Regions from separate parts of the Homo sapiens genome. Here region 2 is linked to region 1. A link is an interaction called in ENCODE POLR2A ChIA-PET data of the cell type or tissue named here. Cell type or tissue: OCI-LY7. All regions are shown on one strand. Links, peaks and the distances in the headings refer to the core of each region. The heading gives the core; the rest is flanking DNA.

What was found. Peaks named below come from ENCODE experiments on the same cell type or tissue, not always from the same donor. Only the 100,000 strongest peaks of a DNase experiment are listed, where the experiment ranks them.
Region 2: POLR2A ChIA-PET joins it to region 1 with 5 read pairs; 4 of 35 experiments call an interaction of 5 or more read pairs at or near these places.

Annotation. Positions count from the first base shown.
Region 1 is chr11:47,604,481-47,608,871 of GRCh38, forward strand. It overlaps a transcript of MTCH2 not described here. Among named protein-coding and RNA genes, the nearest start is that of C1QTNF4, 12 kb to the left of the region's middle. In OCI-LY7, for the core only: no CTCF peak of the experiment used is centred there; a DNase peak (open chromatin) is centred at 2,521.
Region 2 is chr11:47,676,627-47,681,017 of GRCh38, forward strand. It overlaps AGBL2 (AGBL carboxypeptidase 2), which reads right to left. Exons shown (of 19, transcript NM_024783.4): 13 at 3,347-3,447; 14 at 645-775. Among named protein-coding and RNA genes, the nearest start is that of MTCH2, 36 kb to the left of the region's middle. RefSeq lists a silencer at 3,511-3,805. In OCI-LY7, for the core only: no CTCF peak of the experiment used is centred there; no DNase peak of the experiment used is centred there.

The DNA.
Region 1 (4,391 bases), core at 147-4,146:
ATTTTACTTCTTGAAGAGATGTTTTTCAGATACATGCCCACTTGTTGGGAATTACATCTTATTCATTTTAGCATGGCTTGTAATAGCAAACAGTTTGTAATAGCAATGACGTGTTATTTATTGCAGCATTGTTTGTAATAGCAAAATACTGGAAATAATCTACATGTCCGGCAAAAGGACCAATAAATTATGATACATATATACAGTAGAATACGATGCATCCCTACAAAAGAATGAGGAATCATTTTGTATACTGATGAAATAATCGCTAAGAAATGCTGTTAGTTAAGTGAAATAAAAAACAAGGTGCACAACATACCACCATTTATGTGAAAAAATAAAAAGCATGCATTTGCTTATGTGTACTTGGAATGAATACCTCTGAGGGGATCTATTAGAAACCATTAACAGCAGTTGCTGTTAATATGTCTCCCATATTTTTCTTTTTTGTTTTTTTTGTTTTTTTTTGAGACGGAGTCTTGCTCTATCTCCCAGGCTGGAGTGCAGTGGCGAGATCTTGGCTCACTGCAAGCTCCGCCTCCCAGGTTCACGCCATTCTCCTGCCTCAGCCTCCCGAGTAGCTGGGACTACAGGCGCCTGCCACCACGCCTGGCTAATTTTTTTGTATTTTTAGTAGAGACAGAGTTTTACCGGGTTAGCCAGGATGGTCTAGATCTGACCTCGTGATCCGCCCGCCTCGGCCTCCCAAAGTGTTGGGATTACAGGTGTGAGCCACCGTGCCCGGCTGTCTCCCATATTTTTCACTGTTTCACCCCTTTGTAACTAAAATAACAAGAGGTGGGGAGAGCCACTATCTTTTTAAGCAGCTGCTCCATTCCTACCGGTTTCTATTCAACCTGAGATCAGCTGCAAGCCCTTAGCCTTTTTCTCAGGCACCTCTGGCAAACCAAACTTCCTATATCCTATGCTTATGCAGCTGATTTTTTTTTTTTAATCTAAATGCAGGTCTCTCCACTTACTCTTTTAAATTTCATCCTGCTGGTTTCAGCCCACTGTTTCAAGTTATTTTAGAATCTTGACTTTGAAATATTAGCTTTTCATCCCAACAGTGGTGCCTTCTGCAAATTTGGCAAGTGTAGTGGGCACTGACCACTACTAGGCTGACCAGGGTCTAGGAGCACAGAACTAGAGATACTTCCTCAGCAAGCTCTGCAGCAATCGGATAACCAACTGGGGTGAAGGAGCACAGCAGTTACATGAATCCACCTGACTGGGCAGTCTCTGAGATCGATATTTTCCTACTAGCCTCTTCAATCGTGAGACAATCAATGTCTAACTGGAAACAAGGAACACTATGTATGGCCCAAGGAATTTTCCTAGTGGCCTTCTGAGTAAATAAGTAACAAATTATTGTTGATATTTTTATCATTTTCGCCGCATCTTGTTCTTTGTGAAGATACCACTTATTTTTCTAGGTGTTCTCAAGCAAGGTGTTCTCAAATCCATGGTTTAATGTTATATTCTAGAATAGATTTTGAGGGAAATGTGCCCAGGATCTCCCTTTTCTTCTTTTTTGTCAGGGTATTTGCAGCTGTCCAGGACTGTGGCCCCTGTCCTTTTCGCCGCAGCTTTCATAGCCACATTGGCAAAGGTCCCTGGATCTTATCTGCAAAGGTCTGTCATCACCTTGGGATTTGCAGCTCATTTTGAATGGCTAGGTGGTTAGGTTTTCTCTTATCTTTTCTTCTATTTGGGGTTTAATGTCCTCTAACCCCTGTTTTGCTGAACTCTTCCCAGTCTGGAAGTGCTTTTCCTCGGGGGAGAAAGAGGAAAATCAGAGTTGAGTATTCTGCTTTCTCTGAAAACTGCCAACCTGACATCTTCATCCCCAGATGGAACCCTGTCTTCTCCTTTTTCCTCTTGCTTGAACATAACCAGCAATATCTTTTATTGTCTGCACCTTTTCCAAGTCTCAGTTTATCACGGACTTCACCTTTCCTTCCGTCTCTTGTACCCCACCTTTTAAATTTTGAACTTATCAGAGAGCTCTCTACAGAGCCACACTGGTTTCTTTGGCTCTCCTTTTCTCTGCACAGGGATTTTCAGCAAATGCGATAGCCTAATTTATCCCAGAGCTTCCTATCCCTCTTGTGCCATATTGCCATCTTGTCTCTAAACTTAGAATCATAACTTTTTTCTAACTTTTCAAATCATTTTTCTGGGATTATTTATTTATCCAATCATCCATTCATCCCATGCCCACATGCCCTTCCTTCCAAATCCAACTTTCTCCTTTGGTTCCTGTCTCATCAACAGCACCAGGGGAGTCTTTCCCCATCAGAAGGAAGGTTGGGGGAGCAGCTCCCTGGCAGCTTTTTCTTCCAGCTGAGAGGAAACTGTCATTGATGAATGTGAAGAGTTTATCAGCCACTCAGCGACTAGCTGGGCGAGACTGTAGTTACCAGGACAGGGCAGTCTCCAGCTCAGTGCCTGCTGCTCTCAGAGCACGTCAGGCAGTCAGATGTGTGCTTCCCTGGGGACACGACTTCCACGAGCTCATCTAGCAGTCTCACCCTCAACACCTGGTTTCCTCCAATTTGGCAGTGTGCTGTGGTGTAAAGCTTGCAGGATGTGGACTCCAATATACCCAGGTTTGCATTCTAGTTTTGCTATTTACTAGCAAGTCACTTAAATCTTTATCTCTGAGCTTCCATTTCTCTCACTTAAAAAGTGAGAAAAAGTGGCTATTATCAGGCTCATGGGGTGATTGAGCTGACATATGTATGTACCTGTGCATGGAAGGTTTCAAACACACCAGCTTCTGTGCTCAGCTTAGCTTCATGGAGTCTCACGTGTCACATGTTCTGGGTGAACTGTTGTTTTTTTCCCTTTCTATTAAAACTGTTTCTTTTGGACAGGGTGTAATGTATGTCTTTGCCCAGTGAACCTTCCTTGGATGAGCCATGCATCCCACTAGAAAACAGTCCAGCTCTGAGAAGAGTGTGGGGGCGGAGGACAGGAAACAGAACAGAACAGCAGAATGTATGTGGTTCTGGGGCTGACCCTGGACCTCTACCCCTTCAGATGGGCCTGTGACTCAGGCCTGGCTAGCGTCTCCCAGACACACCAAATGCTTTACAGATGGGTGTGTGTTTCAAGCCAGAGTCCTCCTGGGGATTTTTGCTGGAGCTCTCCAAAGTGATTTTGCTCTTTCTCTGGAATCACAAGCTCTAAGAAGCCATGTGAGTGGAGCTGCCAGCTGGCATCTTGTTGCCATGTGGAGAGCCCGTCGGAGAGGGAAACCAGCCGAGGGGTGGGAAGACCGAATCCCGATGCCCTTGTTTGAACCCCCAGATTCACCACTGGCCATTTTTATTACTTGAGCCAATGTAGCCAGTTTGAGTTGGGCTTCTGGGCATCTAACTAACTGTTGAGCATACAATGTTGATCCTTTCATTATTATAATAAAACCACGAGTTCCCTCCTCTCATTAAGATTCATACTTCACTCTTCGTTAAAATCTGTGCTCCGATCATCATGCAGAAAAATACTGGGACGCAATGCATGTGCGTGCCATATTAGAAATTCCAGATTTGCAGACCCATATCAGAATCTGGGCTTTGCTATTTACCACCAGTCTTGGGCAAATCAATGAACCCTTCTGAGTCTCACTTTTCCACTACTAAAATGGGAGCAGTATTTAGCTTATATGGCTGTTTTATGGGTTGGAGCTAATGGCGACATGGGCAGGGCACATGGTGAGCCATCACTAAATATTACTAGGTGGTAGGAACATTTATGTTATGTCAGTAGCTTTGACTCTGACTATGCTGAATCTATATAATTCCTACACTTTGTTCCATGTCACATCTCTTAGCTACCATGGTATCCAGGCTTATGGTGGCTTTGACCAAGGAGAGGAGAAGAACTTGCAGGCTTTTGAGAAAGATGGGAGATGAGGAGGTGGACAGAAATTTCAAAGTTCGATTGGGGGAGATGATGGAATTAGTCTTGTTTAAAACACTTGTGACTGCAGAACTTTACACCCACTTTCTATTTATAAATAGCCCTGTCTCTCAGCTCAGCTCCTCCTGCACAAGGCTTCCGTGGAAGACAACAGACACAGAGAGCAGCTGCCAGTGCGGCACAAATGTACAGAGCAGAGGCTGTTGGGGAACTGGGGCTGCATGTGGGCTTGGGGCGGAAGGATTAAAGACGCTAGGTCAAGAAATCTTGGCCGATTGCGGTGGCTCATGCCTGTAATCCCAGCACTTTGGGAGGCTGAGGCAGGCAGATCATGAGGTCAGAAGATCAAGACCATCCTGGCTAACATGGTGAAACCCCATCTCTACTAAAAATACAAAAAATTAGCCGGGCGTGGTGGTGGGCACCTGTAGTCCCAGCTACTTGGGAGGCTGAGGCAGGAGAAT
Region 2 (4,391 bases), core at 199-4,198, 72 kb after region 1:
GGCTAACACGGTGAAACCCCATCTCTACTAAAAATACAAAAAATTAGCCGGGCGTTGTTGCAGGCGCCTGTAGTCCCAGCTACTCGGGAGGCTGAGCCCGGAGAATGGCCTGAACCCGGAAGGCGGAGCTTGCGGTGAGTGGAGATCGCGCCACTGCAGCCTGGGCGACAGAGCGAGCCTCCATCTCAAAAAAAAAAAAAAAAAAAAAGAAACTAAAACCTGTCAAACCATGATATTTCTCTACTCAAAACCTTCCAAAGGCTTTCCATCTCCGTTGGAGTGAAAGGCAAAGGCTTTGCAGTTCCCTACAAGGCCCTACACAAACTGCCTGCCCAACTCCCTACTCCTTTCTAATGGCTAAAACAGAGGCTGGCAAAGAATATTCACTCTTTTGTTTTGTTTTTTGTTTCTGAGCCTGTCGCCCATGCTGGAGTGCAGTGGCATGATCTTGGCTCACTGTAGCCTTAACTTCCTGGGCTCAGGTGATCCTCCCACCTCAGCCTCCCCAGTGTCTGGGACTACAGGCATAGATCACCAAGCCCAGCTAATTTTTGTATTTTTTGTAGAGACAACATCTCACTATATCACCCAGGTTAACAACAAAGTATTTAAAAAAAAACAAAACTCTGTTTTTTCTTTGTTACCTGGATTCAATGTCAGACAAAGAGATGTCACTCCAACTTCCTTCTAAATCTACATCTTGTCCAAGTTCATGGAATTTCTTGTGGATTTCCTGTCGTAAAAGCTCCTTAAGCTCTGCTAGACACTGAGTGAACTATGAAAGTGAAAAAAAGAACTATTTTGTTAATTCATTTTATTTTATTTATTTATTATTATTATTTTTGAGACGGAGTTTGACTCTTGTTGCCCAGGCTGGAGTACAATGGCACTATCTTGGCTCACTGCAACCTCTGTCTCCTGGGTTCAAGCGATTCTCCTGCCTCAGCCTCCCAAGTAGCTGGGATTACAGGCATGCCCCACCACACTCAGCTAATTTTGTATTTTTAGTAGAAACAGGGTTTCACCATATTGGTCAGGCTGGTTTTGAACTCCCGACCTCAGGTGATCCACCTGCCTCAGCTTCCCAAAGTGCTGGGATTACAGGCGTGAGCCATCATGCCTGGCCCATTTTATTTATTCATCAAATATTTACTAAGTATATGCTGAAAGGCATTTTATTTATTGCTGGGAACACAAAGATGAATAACCTGCACCCCTGCTAGTAAGGACATGTTAACAGAAAATTACATGAGCGGGAGGAACAAATAGAAATTTTTTTAGGGCAGAACATCAGTGAGCACTGCTCTAGCCACTTTTCTCTGACTAGAGCCAACTTCTTCTTTTTTATTTTTTTTTGAGACAGAGTCTTGCTCTGTCTCCAGGCTGGAGTACAGTGGCGTGATCTTGGCTCACTGCAACCTCCGCCCCCTGGGTTCAAGCCATTCTCCTGCCTCAGCCTCCTGAGTAGCTGGGACTACAGGCGCACACCACCACGCCCAGCTAATTTTTGTATTTTTAGTAGAGATGGGGTTTCACCACGTTGGCCAGGATGGTCTCGAACTCCTGACCTCGTGATCTGCCCGCCTTGGCCTCCCAAAGTGCTGGGATTACAGGCGTGAGCCATCATGCCTGGCTGCCAACTTCTTCAACAATGCAATACTCTATTTTATTTTATTTTATTTTATTTTATTTTATTTTATTTTATTTTATTATTTTATTTTTTTTGAGACGGAGTCTTGCTCTGTCACCCAGGCTGGAGTGTAGTGGCATGATCTCTGCTCACTGCAACCTCTGCCTCCCAGGTTCAAGTGTTTCTCCTGCCTCAGCCTCCCGAGCAGCTGGGATTACAGGCGCTTGCCACCACGCCTGGCTAAATTTTTGTATTTTTAGTAGAGATGGGGGTTTCACCGTGTTGGTCAGGCTGGTCTCGAACTCCTGACCTTGTGATTTGCCAGCCTTAGCCTCCCAAAGTGCTGGGATTAGAGGTGTGAGCCACTGCACCCGGCCTGATGATGATTATTATTAGTTTTTTGTTTGTTTGTTTGTTTGGGAAGACATAATTAATGAGGCAAGACCTCAGAAAGGCCATAGGGGAAGTCAACAAGTGTACACAGAGCAGGGCTAACTTTGGAGAAGAGAAAAGACACCTGGCTGGGCACAGTGGCTCGCGCCTATAATCCCAGCAGTTTGGGAGGCTGAGGCGGGCAGATTACCTGAGGTCAGGAGTTCCAGACCAGCCTGACCAATATGGTGAAACCCCATCTGTACTAAAAAATACAAAAATTAGCCGGACGTGGTGGTGCACGCCTGTAATCCCAGCTACTCAGTAGACTGAGGCAGGAGAATTGCATGATCCTGGGAGGTGGAGATTGCAGTGAGCCAAGTTCGCGCCACTGCACTCCAGCCTGGGCGACAGATGGAGACCCTGTCTCAAAAAAAAAAAAAAAAAAAAAAAAAAAAAAAGAAAAGACACCTGATTTTCTAAAATAAAAGGAAAGATAATTAGTGTTGTAGCTGGGCACAGTGGCTCATGCTTGTAATCCCAGCACTTTGAGAGGCTGAGGCAGGAGGATCACGAGCCCAGGAGCTGGAGACCAGCCTGGGAACGGAAAAACCCTGTCTCTATAAAAGCTTAAAAATTAGCTGTGTGTGGTGGTGCATACTTGTGGTCTCAACTACTTGGGAGGCTAAGGTGTTGAGGCTGCAATGAGCCGTGATCACCCCATTGCACTTCAGCCTGGGTAACAGAGTCAGATCCTGTCTCAAAAGAAAAAAAAAAGAATAGGTGTTGCCATAGGTTAAGTCCAGAAGTGAGGGAGAGGTGTTCCAAAGGACTGTCTCCATCTTCTTGGTGAATTATGAGGTCTTACCATTTGTAGACAGTATGCAGTCTGGGGGCTTTCTTATTTTCTTTTATTATAAAAACTTCAGAAAACTAGTAAGAGGAAAATAAAGATTGCCTATAATTCCACTGGGCTCACTTTGGACCCATGTGAAACTGACCACAGCATCATCATCACATTTCTTTTTTTTTTTTTTGAGTCTCGCTCTGTCCCCCAGGCTGGAGTGCAGTGGTGTGATCTCGACTCAGTGCAACCTCCGCCTCCTAGGTTCAAGTGATTCTCCTGCCTCAGCCTCCCGAGAGCTGGGATTACAGGCACATGCCACCACGACCAGCTAATTTTTTGTATTTTTAGTAGAGAGAGGGTTTTGCCATGTTGCCCAGGCTGGTCTTGAACTCCTGAGCTCAGGCAATCCACCCACTTCAGCCTCCCAAAGTGCTAGGATTACAGGTGTGAGCCACCATGCCTGGCCTTCATCACATTTCTTGAAACCCCATTTTTACCTTCATTTGGTCAGGATCACAAAAGTCCAGAAGGGTGTCACAGACATGATAACCTAAGGACTTCAGATCTTCGATGGTAAAGTGGGTGTCTCTTTTATTACCTGGAAAAAAAAAAAACCCCGCAAACATTTCCAATTAAATCTTAGTGACTGAATGTAAATCTAATTTATGATTATCTTTTTAAAAATACCACCACTGGCCAGGCGGGGTGGTTTACGCCTGTAATCCCAGCACTTTGGGAGGCCAAGGCAGGCAGATCACGAGGTCAGGAGATTGAGACCATCCTGGCTAACATGGTGAAAGCTCGTCTCTACTAAAAAATACAAAGAAAATTAGCCGGGCGTGGTGGTGGGCGCCTGTAGCCTGTAGTCCTATCTCCTCAGGAGGCTGAGGCAGGAGAATGGCGTGAATCCGGGAGGTGGAGCTTGCAATGAGCTGAGATCGTGCCACTGCACTCCAGCCTGGATGACACAGCAAGACTGTCTCAAAAAAATAAAAATAAAAAATAAAAAAATACCACCACTGGCCAGGCACAGTGGCTCATGCCTATAATCCCAGCACTTTGAGAGACCAAGGCAGGCCCTTCACTTGAGCCTAGGAGTTCGAGACTAGCCTGGGCAACATGGTGAGACCTTGTCTCTACAAAAAATACAAAAATTAGCCTGACGTTGTGGCATGTGCCTATAGTCCCAGCTACTCAGGAGGCTGAGGTTGGAGGCTAAGGTGGGAGGATCGCCTGAGCCAGGGAGGCGAGGTTTCAGTGAGCTGGGATTGCGCCACTGCACTCCAGCCTGGGTAACAGAGGGAGACCCTGAAACAAAACAAAACAAAACAAAACAAAACAAAACAAAACACCTCTTATTCTAGAATATTATGCTTCAGGAGAGTGTAGCTCTCCTAGTTTTAGTTTGGTTCAGAAGAATCTTTGGCAATGAAAAAATTATAATCATGATGGTTCTAATTACTGGGGTTTTTACTTCATGTTAGGCACTATGGGAAGTGCACTCCATGCACCATCTCACTAAGCAGTACCTACAATGCAAGT